Linked DNA regions of Homo sapiens: region 2 is linked to region 1. The links are chromatin contacts, found by Hi-C or POLR2A ChIA-PET in ENCODE. All regions are on one chromosome and are shown on one strand. Each heading gives the region's core, a stretch centred on a gene start or an enhancer-like site at or near the end of the contact. The rest is flanking DNA. Distances are from core to core; before and after follow the strand shown. Region 1 overlaps NRTN (neurturin). Region 2 has its middle 2.9 kb from the start of TNFSF9.

The links. Hi-C counts contacts between places; a loop is a spot of excess contacts on that map. ChIA-PET counts read pairs that join two places held with the same protein, here RNA polymerase II (POLR2A). Pooled maps may share reads with other maps.
Region 2: a pooled map shows a loop between it and region 1 (7-fold over the local background). The contact joins two enhancer-like sites. A Hi-C loop is called at or near these places in 1 of 50 pooled maps. POLR2A ChIA-PET finds 5 or more read pairs at or near these places in 2 of 52 experiments (H1 and activated naive CD8-positive, alpha-beta T cell).

What each region holds. Positions count from the first base shown.
Region 1 is chr19:5,826,183-5,831,229 of GRCh38, forward strand. NRTN (neurturin) reads left to right here. Exons shown (of 3, transcript NM_004558.5): 3 at 1,567-2,142. The coding sequence ends at 1,991. It overlaps FUT6 (fucosyltransferase 6), which reads right to left. Exons shown (of 3, transcript NM_000150.4): 3 at 4,226-5,047. Among named protein-coding and RNA genes, the nearest start is that of FUT6, 11 kb to the right of the region's middle. RefSeq lists silencers at 516-810, 1,609-1,678, 1,849-2,178, 2,879-2,928 and an enhancer at 1,553-2,241. Within about 2 kb of position 1,974, at least 30 of the 41 ENCODE cell types and tissues checked have a DNase peak (open chromatin) inside an H3K27ac peak, as active enhancers do.
Region 2 is chr19:6,525,606-6,530,722 of GRCh38, forward strand. No RefSeq gene overlaps it. Among named protein-coding and RNA genes, the nearest start is that of TNFSF9, 2.9 kb to the right of the region's middle. RefSeq lists enhancers at 2,409-2,638, 3,069-3,328. Within about 2 kb of position 2,311, at least 2 of the 41 ENCODE cell types and tissues checked have a DNase peak (open chromatin) inside an H3K27ac peak, as active enhancers do.

The DNA of each region.
Region 1 (5,047 bases), core at 724-3,223:
CCGGGCACCTGTATTGTATCGGGCAAGCCCACAAATGTCTGCTTCGATGCACCCCTCTGGGGTTGGGTGTGCCCCCTAACCCCCCAGCACAGTCCTGGCCACTCCAGTCCTGCTCCGGGGCTTAAAGAACACGGACTAGGTTGCTCAGTCATCGCCCACCCCCCGCACCGATTTCCCACCCTCTCAGCCCCGGCCAAGACAGAGATCATGGAAGCTTCATGGGACAGACAGGGAAACTGAGGCCTGAGGTTGCAAGTGGCGAAAGTGGCAGAGTCATGCTCTGAGGCTGGGTTTGTCTCGTTTCTGAGACCCCCTGTGGGAACAGACATCTCCTCCCCCACCAAACCCCAGGAGACAGACAGCCCCTCCTTCCCCAGGGCCACCCAGAGGCTCATTCTTTTGACAGCCAGGTGCACCAGCCCGGGGGGCAGGTGGGGACTAAAGATTTCCTCTCCCAACCACAAGCGTGACTGCCACCTGCTCTGGGGCTGGGAGTCCCCTGCCTGCAGGTCCGCCAGCAGCGCTGCCTGTCATTCCAGCGTCTGCAGTTCTCTCCCGGGGCTTCCGAGTTTGGGGGTGGAGCCACCGCTTGGGTAATAAATTTAGGCTGCCAGGCCCTGGGAATCGGTGACTTGGGCACCTCCTGGCGAGTGTGGGAGAAAGCGGCTGGACCTGGGCCAAACTTGGGTGAACGATGAAGGCAGGAAGAATGACCTTTAAGCCCGCCTCTGTCGCTCTCTCTCGGCCACCTGCTAATGATGTGACCTTGGGATGGTCCGTTTTGTCACCTGTCACATGGGGGTGGCCTTGACAGTAGCTGCTGCCACTCCATGGAGTGGGGTCCCCACACAGGCTTCGGATGCAGTAGGCTGCGGTACCTGCTGCTCCTCTGCATTCTGAGAAACCCAAACACCCCGATTCATTTCTTGGATAGGGAAACTGAGGCTCCACTGCACAGCGGGGCAGTGGGGATGGAGGGAGTCTGAAAAGCCCGGGGCCTCAGAGCAGACGTCGGGGCCTGAAGAGGGGGCTCTAGAGACCTATGACAACCTCACTAAAGAGGGATAGGGCATGGGAAGCAGCCCCCCAGTGCTGCCCAGAGAGGATGCACCAGTGTCCTGGGGCAGCCCAGCATAGGGGCGGGGTCCAGATAGATTTGCGATGGAGGACGAGGAGAATGGAGCAGCAATGGGGTGAGAGAGGGGCCCAGAGGAGGTGAGTTAGAGACCCCGGTCAGCTCAGCTCAAGGTGAGACGGGCTGGAAAGCGGCCCAGAAAGGATGGACCAGGTTCTGGGCAGCCAATATAGGCTCAGGGTTCAGAAAGGGGTTTTGGACCAGCGTAGGGGTGTGAGTGTGTACGTGCCCCCCAGTGCCGCCCAGAGAGGGTGCATGAGCAGCTCAGCAAGAGGGTGGGGAAATTTGGGACCTGGGAGTGAGACGAGAAGCCGTCTAGGCCTGGCGTCCCAGCAAGGGTCTTCGTTTGCAGGGGTACAGAGAGGGTAGGGGGCTCCCTCCCACCCCCTGCACCCACTGACCCCCCCTCCTTTCTCTTCCTCCCCTCGCAGACCGTGCACTCCTGCAGGGGGCCCCGGATGCGATGGAGCTGCGCGAGCTGACGCCCTGGGCTGGGCGGCCCCCAGGTCCGCGCCGTCGGGCGGGGCCCCGGCGGCGGCGCGCGCGTGCGCGGTTGGGGGCGCGGCCTTGCGGGCTGCGCGAGCTGGAGGTGCGCGTGAGCGAGCTGGGCCTGGGCTACGCGTCCGACGAGACGGTGCTGTTCCGCTACTGCGCAGGCGCCTGCGAGGCTGCCGCGCGCGTCTACGACCTCGGGCTGCGACGACTGCGCCAGCGGCGGCGCCTGCGGCGGGAGCGGGTGCGCGCGCAGCCCTGCTGCCGCCCGACGGCCTACGAGGACGAGGTGTCCTTCCTGGACGCGCACAGCCGCTACCACACGGTGCACGAGCTGTCGGCGCGCGAGTGCGCCTGCGTGTGACCCTACCTCACTCGGCCGGCGCGGCGGCCACTCCCCCCGCCTCGACGGCACCACTGGCCGGCCCCGCGAAAGACTGCGCGTGCGTAGAGCACGCCGGCGCGGCCCCGGGACTCTCGCGATAACTGTACTGAGATAAAGTGTGGCAACTCGAGCTGGCTGGTGATTCATCCTCGGCGAGGGGCTCGCGTGTGGGCCACGTCGCCGTCTCCACCGGGAAAGCGGGGACCAGTGGGGGGGGCCCAGCTGCAGGGTAGTGGGAGGATGCTGTTTGCTTTGGGGGAAGGGTAGATGCAAAGTGGGTCCAGTTTATGGCGGACAAAAAGGAAAATGGGGTGAATGGGGCTATGTTGGCAGGGACCGTCCTTCCTGCCTCCCTACGGGTCCCTCTGCCCGTCCCGAGCGTGTTCCGGTCCGCACCTCTTCGCTGTGTGGGCTTCTGGGGAGGGGAAAGGGAAGCTACGCTCGGATGAAGAGACCGAGGTCTAGGTGGACCCCGTTTCCCCAGCTTGTTCCCTTCCGCACCTCTCCGCGGTGCGGGCTTCTGGGATGAAGACACTGAAGTCTAGGTGGGCCCAGTTTCCCCAGATTGTCGCTGACTGCACCTCTCGCTTCTGGGATGAAGAGACTGAGGTCTAGGTGGACCCAGTTTCCCCAGCTTGTTCCTGACTGCACCTCTCTGCTGTGTGGACTTCTGGAGAGGGGGAAAGGGGGAGACACTGTGGGTGAGGAGCCTGAGATCCAGGTGGAATCAGTTCCCCAGCGTCTCCCTGTCCGCACTGATCCCGCTATGTGGGTTTCTAGGAAGGGGGAGCCACTCTGGGGGTGAGGAGAGTGAGGTCCAGGTGGACCTGGGCCTCCCTTATCCGACGGCCTCCTCGGGCCGGTCTTCGCCCACCAGGGTGAGCTGAAAGCCACTATCTCCTTCCACCAGCTACTAAAAATACCCGCACGCTGCCCACCTCCCGGCGGGGAGAGGCCTGGGGCGGGCGCCAGCCCCATCCAGCCCGAAGCCGGCGCCTGCTGGTGTAGAGCTGGGTCCCCAGAGACCTGGGTCCTCGGCCCATAAAAGCCCTGGCCGGGCCTCCACGGGGGGGATTTACGACGAGCCCCTGCGGAGTATGGAAAAAGCCCGGCTCGGTGTTTAGATTTCCCCACGGTGTCACCTTGATGCTTGGCAGGCCTCGGGTGTTGGGTTGCCAGAGCGCGGGAGGGGTCGGCGGGTCCCACGGTCGGTCTGAGGGGCGGGGAAGGGGCGGGCACTGCGAGCCCAGAGCAGGCACCGGCGAGGCGAGACTCCTCCCCTCCTGCCCCTCAGACTGGGGGTTCCCAAGGCTACAACCCTTCTCCTTAGCTGGGCCCCCTCCCCTCCTTCCCACACGTCTGCCCTTAGGACCACCCTCTAACCACAGTGTCCCTTCCCAGGCTCAGCCCGCATCCCCCCACCCCCCGCAAAGCTGGAGGGCGCAGATCGGAAACCGCCCCCAGGGAGAATCACCCAGCCATGAAGGAACATCCCTAGCCCCTGGCTCCCGGGGACCCACAGCTACAGCTGGAGACACTCAAGGCGGCTAATCAGCAGGACTTCCAGGGAGCCCTGAGAGCAGGGCTTGGCGGCCAGGCGGGTGATCTGCTTGGGAAGCAGTTTCAGGGCTGCCGCTGGCTGGGGTCCCCGCCTACCCCCGCAGTCTTCTGACTCTGAGGTTTAAGGTGGTGGATTCCTCCACCCTTTGGGCCGACTCAGCCCGGCCTCCGCAGAGAGGCCGGAGTTCCCAGACGCTGCGGAAGCCCAAGTGACGCTTACTCCGAGCCTCAGTTTCCCCATCCTAGATGGCCTGGCCTCAGAGAGGAGTGTTGTTCAGCCCAGGACACACAGCGAGAAAGCTGACCATCAGGGGTCTGCCGCCCCCCCGAAGCTCCCCTGCCACAGTGTGCATGTGTGTGTGAGTGTTGCCCACCCTCCGGGGCCTCCCGGACCTCGGCCTTCCTGTCTCCCACCCAGATCCAGCGTCCCAACCACAGGGCGCGGGCCCAGCCCACCAGGGAATTGGAACATAAATAAACCGAGAAGCCCCTGCAGTTCCCTGGGGCTGCGGTTGTCATCAGCGCATCGGCACACCGGATGAGGGTCTCTCTCACACACACACACAAGCACACTCACAAGACACAGAGATCACCACCCATAAGGGCTCAGCAGGCAGGACCCATGATCCTACACAGTCACCTTCCACACAGAATTGCACACTCAGAAAGGGACACTCCCCCCTTTTTTTTTTTTTCTTGAGACAGTCTCACTGTGTCGCCCAGGTTGGAGTGCAGTGGTGCGATCATGGCTCCCTACAACATCTGCCTCCTGGGTTCAAGCGATTCTTGTGTCTCAGCCACCTGGGTAGCTGGGATTACAGGCACCGGCCACCGCACCCAGCTAATTTTTTTTTTTTTTTTTTTTTTTTTTGAGACAGAGTCTCGCTCTGTCGCCAGGCTGGAGTGCAGTGGCGCGATCTCGGCTTACTGCAACCTCCGACTCTCTGGTTCAAGCGATTCTCCTGCCTCAGCTTCCCAAGTAGCTGGGATTACAGGCATGCACCACCACGCCCGGCAAATTTTTGTATTTTTAGTAGAGACGGGTTTCACCATATTGGCCAGGATGGTCTCGATCTCCTGACCTTGTGATCCGCCTGCCTCGGCCTCCCAAAGTGCTGGGATTACAGGTGTGAGCCACCGCACCCGGCCTCATCATCGGTTTTCTTTGCAGTATTACATCTGGAAACGGTGCGGTGATTATCTCTCTGCACCCCTCACAGGCGGCTAACAACATCACAAACAAATCAGCCAGAACCATCACTCATGGGTGGGGCCCCATGGGTGCCAGTTCCCAGGGCCCAGTGCCCTCCAGGGTGAGGTCCCCAGCAGGTGAGGCTCCTAGCAGGTGAGATTCAGTGTGGAAGGTCTCTGGGAGCAGGTCCCAGCAGGTAAAGTCCCCAACAGCCGAGGTCCCCAGTAGGCAAAGTCCCCAGGAGACATCCCCAGCAGGCCAGGCTTCCGCAGGGGACGCTCCT
Region 2 (5,117 bases), core at 1,061-3,560, 700 kb after region 1:
TGCATCTTCTGGATCCTGGATGTGGAGGGAGTAGAGGCAAGCGCTGAGGGCATGTGTGTGTCTTAATTTCAACATTCACATTCCAGGTTCAATGAACACTCCTGTTTCCCACTACCTGCCATTTTTTTTTCTCTTTCCAGAAACCCTGCCATTTTCCTTTCTCTCTCTTTTTTTTTTTTTTTTTTTTTGCTTTTTTTTTGAGATGGAGTTTCACTCTTGTCGCCCAGGTTGGAGTGCAAAGGTGCGATCTTGGCTCACTGCAACCTCTGCCTCCCGGGTTCAAGCAATTCTCCTGCCTCAGCCTCCTGAGTAGCTGGGATTACAGGTATGTGCCACCATGCTGGCTAACTTTTTTTTGTATTTTTAGTAGAGGCGGGGTTTCACCATGTTGGCCAGGCTGGTCTTGAACTCCTAACCTCAGGTGATTCACTCACCTCCGCCTCCCAAAGTGCTGGGATGACAGGTGTGAGCCACCGCGCCCAGCCCGTTTTCCTTTCTGCTTTTTTTTTTTTTTTTTTTTTTTGGAAACGGAGTCTTGCTCTGTCGCCAGGCTGGAGTGCAGTGGGGTGATCTCGGCTTACTGCAATCTCCGCCTCCTGGGTTCCAGCGATTCTCCTGCTTCAGCCTCCCGAGTGGCTGGGACTACAGTGCGCACCACCACGCCCATGTAATTTTTTGTATTTTTAGTAGAGACGGGTTTCACCATGTTGGCCAGGATGGTCTCGATCTCTTGACCTTGTGATCCACCTGCCTTGGCCTCCCAAAGTGCTGGGATTACAGGTTTGAGCCACCGCCCCGGCCATTCCTTTCTCTTAAGGGAAAAAAAAAAAAAAAAAAAAAAGGCTGCACGCCGTGGCTCACACCTGTAATCCCAGTACTTTCGGAGGCCAGGGCAGGAGGACCCATTCAGCCCAGGAGTTAGAGACCAGCCAGGGCAACATGGAGAGACTCCGTCTCAATTAACATATAAAATAAAATATCCTGTGTGCATTCACTTAGGAAAAAATGCAATAAAATAAAATAAAAAATAAGAATGAAAAAGGACCTGGCGACTCAGCAGCCCACCGAGGTAGCTCACGCCTATAATCCCAGCACTTTGTGAGGTCGAGATGAGCGGATCACTTGAGCCAAGGAGGTGGACTGGGCAATATGGTGAAACCCCATCTCTTCAAATAATACTAAATTAGCTGAGCATTGTGGTGCGCACCTATAGTCCTAGCTACTGGGGAAGCTGAGGTGAGAGGATTGCTTGAGCCTGGCGGTTGAGGTTGCTGTAAGCTGTCATTACCCACTGCACTCCAGCCTCGGTGACAGTGTGAAATCCTGCCTCAAAAAAATAAAAATTACTTAGAAAGGGCCAGGTGAGGTGGCTCATACCTGTAGTCCCAGCACTTTGGGGAGTCTGAGGTGGGAGAGTCACTTAAGCCCAGGAGTTTGAGGTTGCAATGAACCACGATGACACCACTGCACTCCAGCCTGGGCAACAGAGTGAGATGCTGTCTATTTTTTTTTTTTTTGAGACGGAGTCTTGCTCTGTCACCCAGGCTGGAGTGCAGTGGTACAATCTTGGCTCACTGTGACCTCCACCTCCCAGATTCAAGTGATCCTCCCGCCTCAGCCTCCCAAGTAGCTGGAACTACAAGCTAGTGCCACCATGCCCAGCTAATTTTTGTAGTTTTTTTTTTTTTAGTAGAGACAGGGCTTCACCATGTTGCCCAGGCTGGTTTTGAACTCCTGAACTTAAGTGATCCACCCGCCTCAGCCTCCCAAAGTGCTGGGATTACAGACGTGAGCCACCATGCTGGGCTGAGAACCTATCTTAAAACAAAAAATTGCTTCTCTGATTCTCTCTTATGGAAAGTGGAGAGGAGTTGGTGTCCCTTCTGCAATTTTTTTTTTTTTTTGAGATAGAGTCTCACTTTGTCACCCAGGCTGGAGTGCAGTGGCACGATCTCGGCTCACTGCAACCTCCGCCTCCCGGGTTCAAGGATTCTCTTGCCTCAACCTCCCGAGTAACTGGGATTATAGGCATCTGCCATCACGCCTGGCTAATTTTAGTATTTTTAGTAGAGATGGGGTTCACCATGTTAGTCAGGCTGGTCTTGAACTCCTGACCTCAGGTGATCCACCTGCCTCAGCCTCCCAGAGTGCTGGGATTACAGGCGTGAGCCACTGCGCCCGGCCTTCTTCTGCAAATTTATCTATGGCAAACTTCTGTATTTTAGCCGCCATCCACCACATTATTCATAGTTGAGGGGATTCACCAACGAGTAGGTCTTAGGGGTGGTGGAAATCTAAGGAAACTCACCTTTCCGTTCTGCTGGCTTGTAATTTTTTTTTTTTGGTTTACGAACAATTGCTCAAGTGTGACTACAGTGAAGTTTCAGGAGACAGTGAAAACAGAGGCTGGTTCAGTTTGTCATCTTGACCCGGAAGGGATGGTGTAAAGGGAGACATGAGTGGTGAGAAAGTGTCTGGCAGTTGCGGTTCTGGGGAAAGAATGTTCCAGGCCGAGGAATAGCAGATGCGAAGGAAAAACGTGGGCACAAGTGGCATTCTCAAACTTGCGGGGCCGTCGGAATCTTCTGGAGGACACCCCCTCTGAGAGTTTCCGGAGGTTTAGGCGGGGTGCTAGAATTTGCATAGCTAATTGATAGTGGCCCTGTTGCTGGGTCGGGCCTCACACGTGGAGTACCCAAACCGTATATAGGAAGTGTTTAGCATTTGGTAATGCTCCTTCAACACTAGCCAGTAACATTACTGTTTTCTCTGCAATCCCCCAGGGAGGCCCAATACAGGATCAGACACAGTGCTGACCTGGAAGATACTTGTTCTGTTGAATGAGAAGTCTACCTTATGACTGGGCACGGTAACGCATGACTGGCATCACAGTGCTGAGAGGCCAAGACAGGAGCATTGCTTGAGTCCAGGAGTTTGAGACCAGCTGAGCAACATAGCAAGACCCTGTCTCTATAAAAAGTAAAAAATTAAAAAAAAAAATTGGTAGGCATGGTGGTATGTGCCTGTAGTTCCAGCTATTCAGGAGTCTAAGACAGGAGGATGGCTTGAACCCAGGATTGGAGGCTGCAGTGGGCTATGATCGTGCCACTGCACTCCAGCTTGGGCGACAGAGCAAGACCTTGTATCTGAAAGCAAAACAAAAGTCCCTTTATTTTATGGGCTGTTGACTTCTGCTAGCAGAGGGATGAAAGGCGTGGTCTACCCTCCCATCTCCCATGGGGCTGGGAGATGGGAAGGGAGTTGGCCATTGTGGACCCACACTGGTCTGGGCAGACCAGGACTTCAACACCAGCCAAGGGCTTTCCCCGGGTCACGTCCCTCTCCATCTGGGAGTGCTTCCTCTTTTGGGGCCAAGTTTTCACCGCTTCTTGGCCCATCCTCCCAGCCCCGGATTGGCCGCCTCCAGCAGGCCAGAGCAGATGGGAAATGTGTTTCCTCCAACTCGCTCAACACTGTCCCTTTCTTGCAAGGGGAATTTCTCCACCTGGACTCTCCGAGCTTCTGCTTGTAGGGTCCCGAGGGGCTCCTGCCGGGAACCATCCAGTGGGTGGGTGGGGGCAGGCCAGGGAAGGCCCAGGGGTCCCGGGGAAGGTGGCCAGGAGGGCTGAGCATGACACTCAGGGTTCCACTGGGGGGTTGGGGATCAGGGGGCAGATGCTCCAGGAGTGAGGGTGGTTGAGGCTTGGCTGAAGCCTGACCCTTCTTAGGAAGTGCTGGATGTGGGGGAACCCGGGGGAGTCCTAGTGATGGGGGGCTAGGGGGTGCTGAGAGGAGGGGAAGGAGACAAAGAGAGACTAAAGAAGGAAAAGGAGAGAGACAGGGAGAGACAGAGAGTCAGAGAGAGACAGAGGGAATCAGAGACAGAGAGAAACAGGGAGAGAGACAGAAAGAGTGAGAGCCAGAGACATACAGAGACAGGGAGAGACACAGAGATGCATAAAGAGAGGGAGTCAGAGATGGAGAGAGACAGAGATAACGGAGCCAGAGATAGGGAGAGTCAGAGACAGAGAGAAAGAAACACACAGACTGACACAGATAAAAGAGCCAGAGACAGGGAGAGGCAGAGACAAAGAGAGATACAGAGACAGAGATAACAGAGCCAGAGACAGAGAGACAGAGACAGAGATAACAGAGCCAGAGACAGGGAGAGAGTGTCAGAGACAGAGACAGACACAGAGATAACAGAGCCAGAGATAGGGAGAGTCAGAGACAGAGAGAAAGAGACACAAGACAGACATAGATAAAAGAGCCAGAGACAGGGAGAGGCAGAGACAAAGAGAGATACAGAGACAGAGATAGCAGAGCCAGAGACAGGGAGAGAGTGTCAGAGACAGAGAGACAGACACAGAGATAACAGAGCCAGAGATAGGGAGAGTCAGAGACAGAGAGAAAGAGACAGACAGACATAGATAAAAGAGCCAGAGACAGGGAGAGAGACACAGAGACAGAGACATAGAGACAGAGATAACAGAGCCAGAGACAGAGTCAGAGACAGAGACAGAGAGAGCCAGACACAGAGACAGAGAGAGAGAGTCACAGCCAGAGACAGCGACAGAGATAACAGAAGCAGAGAGAGGGAGAAAGATAACAGAGCCAGAGACAGTCAGAGACAGAGATAGAGAGACAGAGATAACAGAGCCAGAGACAGATACAGAGACAGAGATAACGGAGCCAGAGATAGGGAGAGAGAGTCAGAGACAGAGAGAGATATATAGACAGAGATAACAGAGCCAGACATGGGGAGAGAGAGTCAGAGGCAGAGAGAGAGAAGACAGATAGAGAGACAGAGCCAGTGATAACAGAGCCAGAGACAGGGAGAGAGAGTCAGAGAGAGATACAATGAGAGACAGAGATAACAGCCAGAGACAGAGTTAGACAGAGAGATACAGAGACAGAGATAACAGAGCCAGAGACAGGGAGAGAGAATTAGAGACAGAGATAGAGAGAGACAGAGACAGAGATAATACAGGCACAGAGGCACGCATAGACATAAATTGGCAGAGAGAGAGAAAGATCTCTTTCCACCCACTGCAGAGGCAATCAACAGAGACAGAGAAAGACGTTAACGGGGAGACACAGAGAGCAAAGGAGACTGA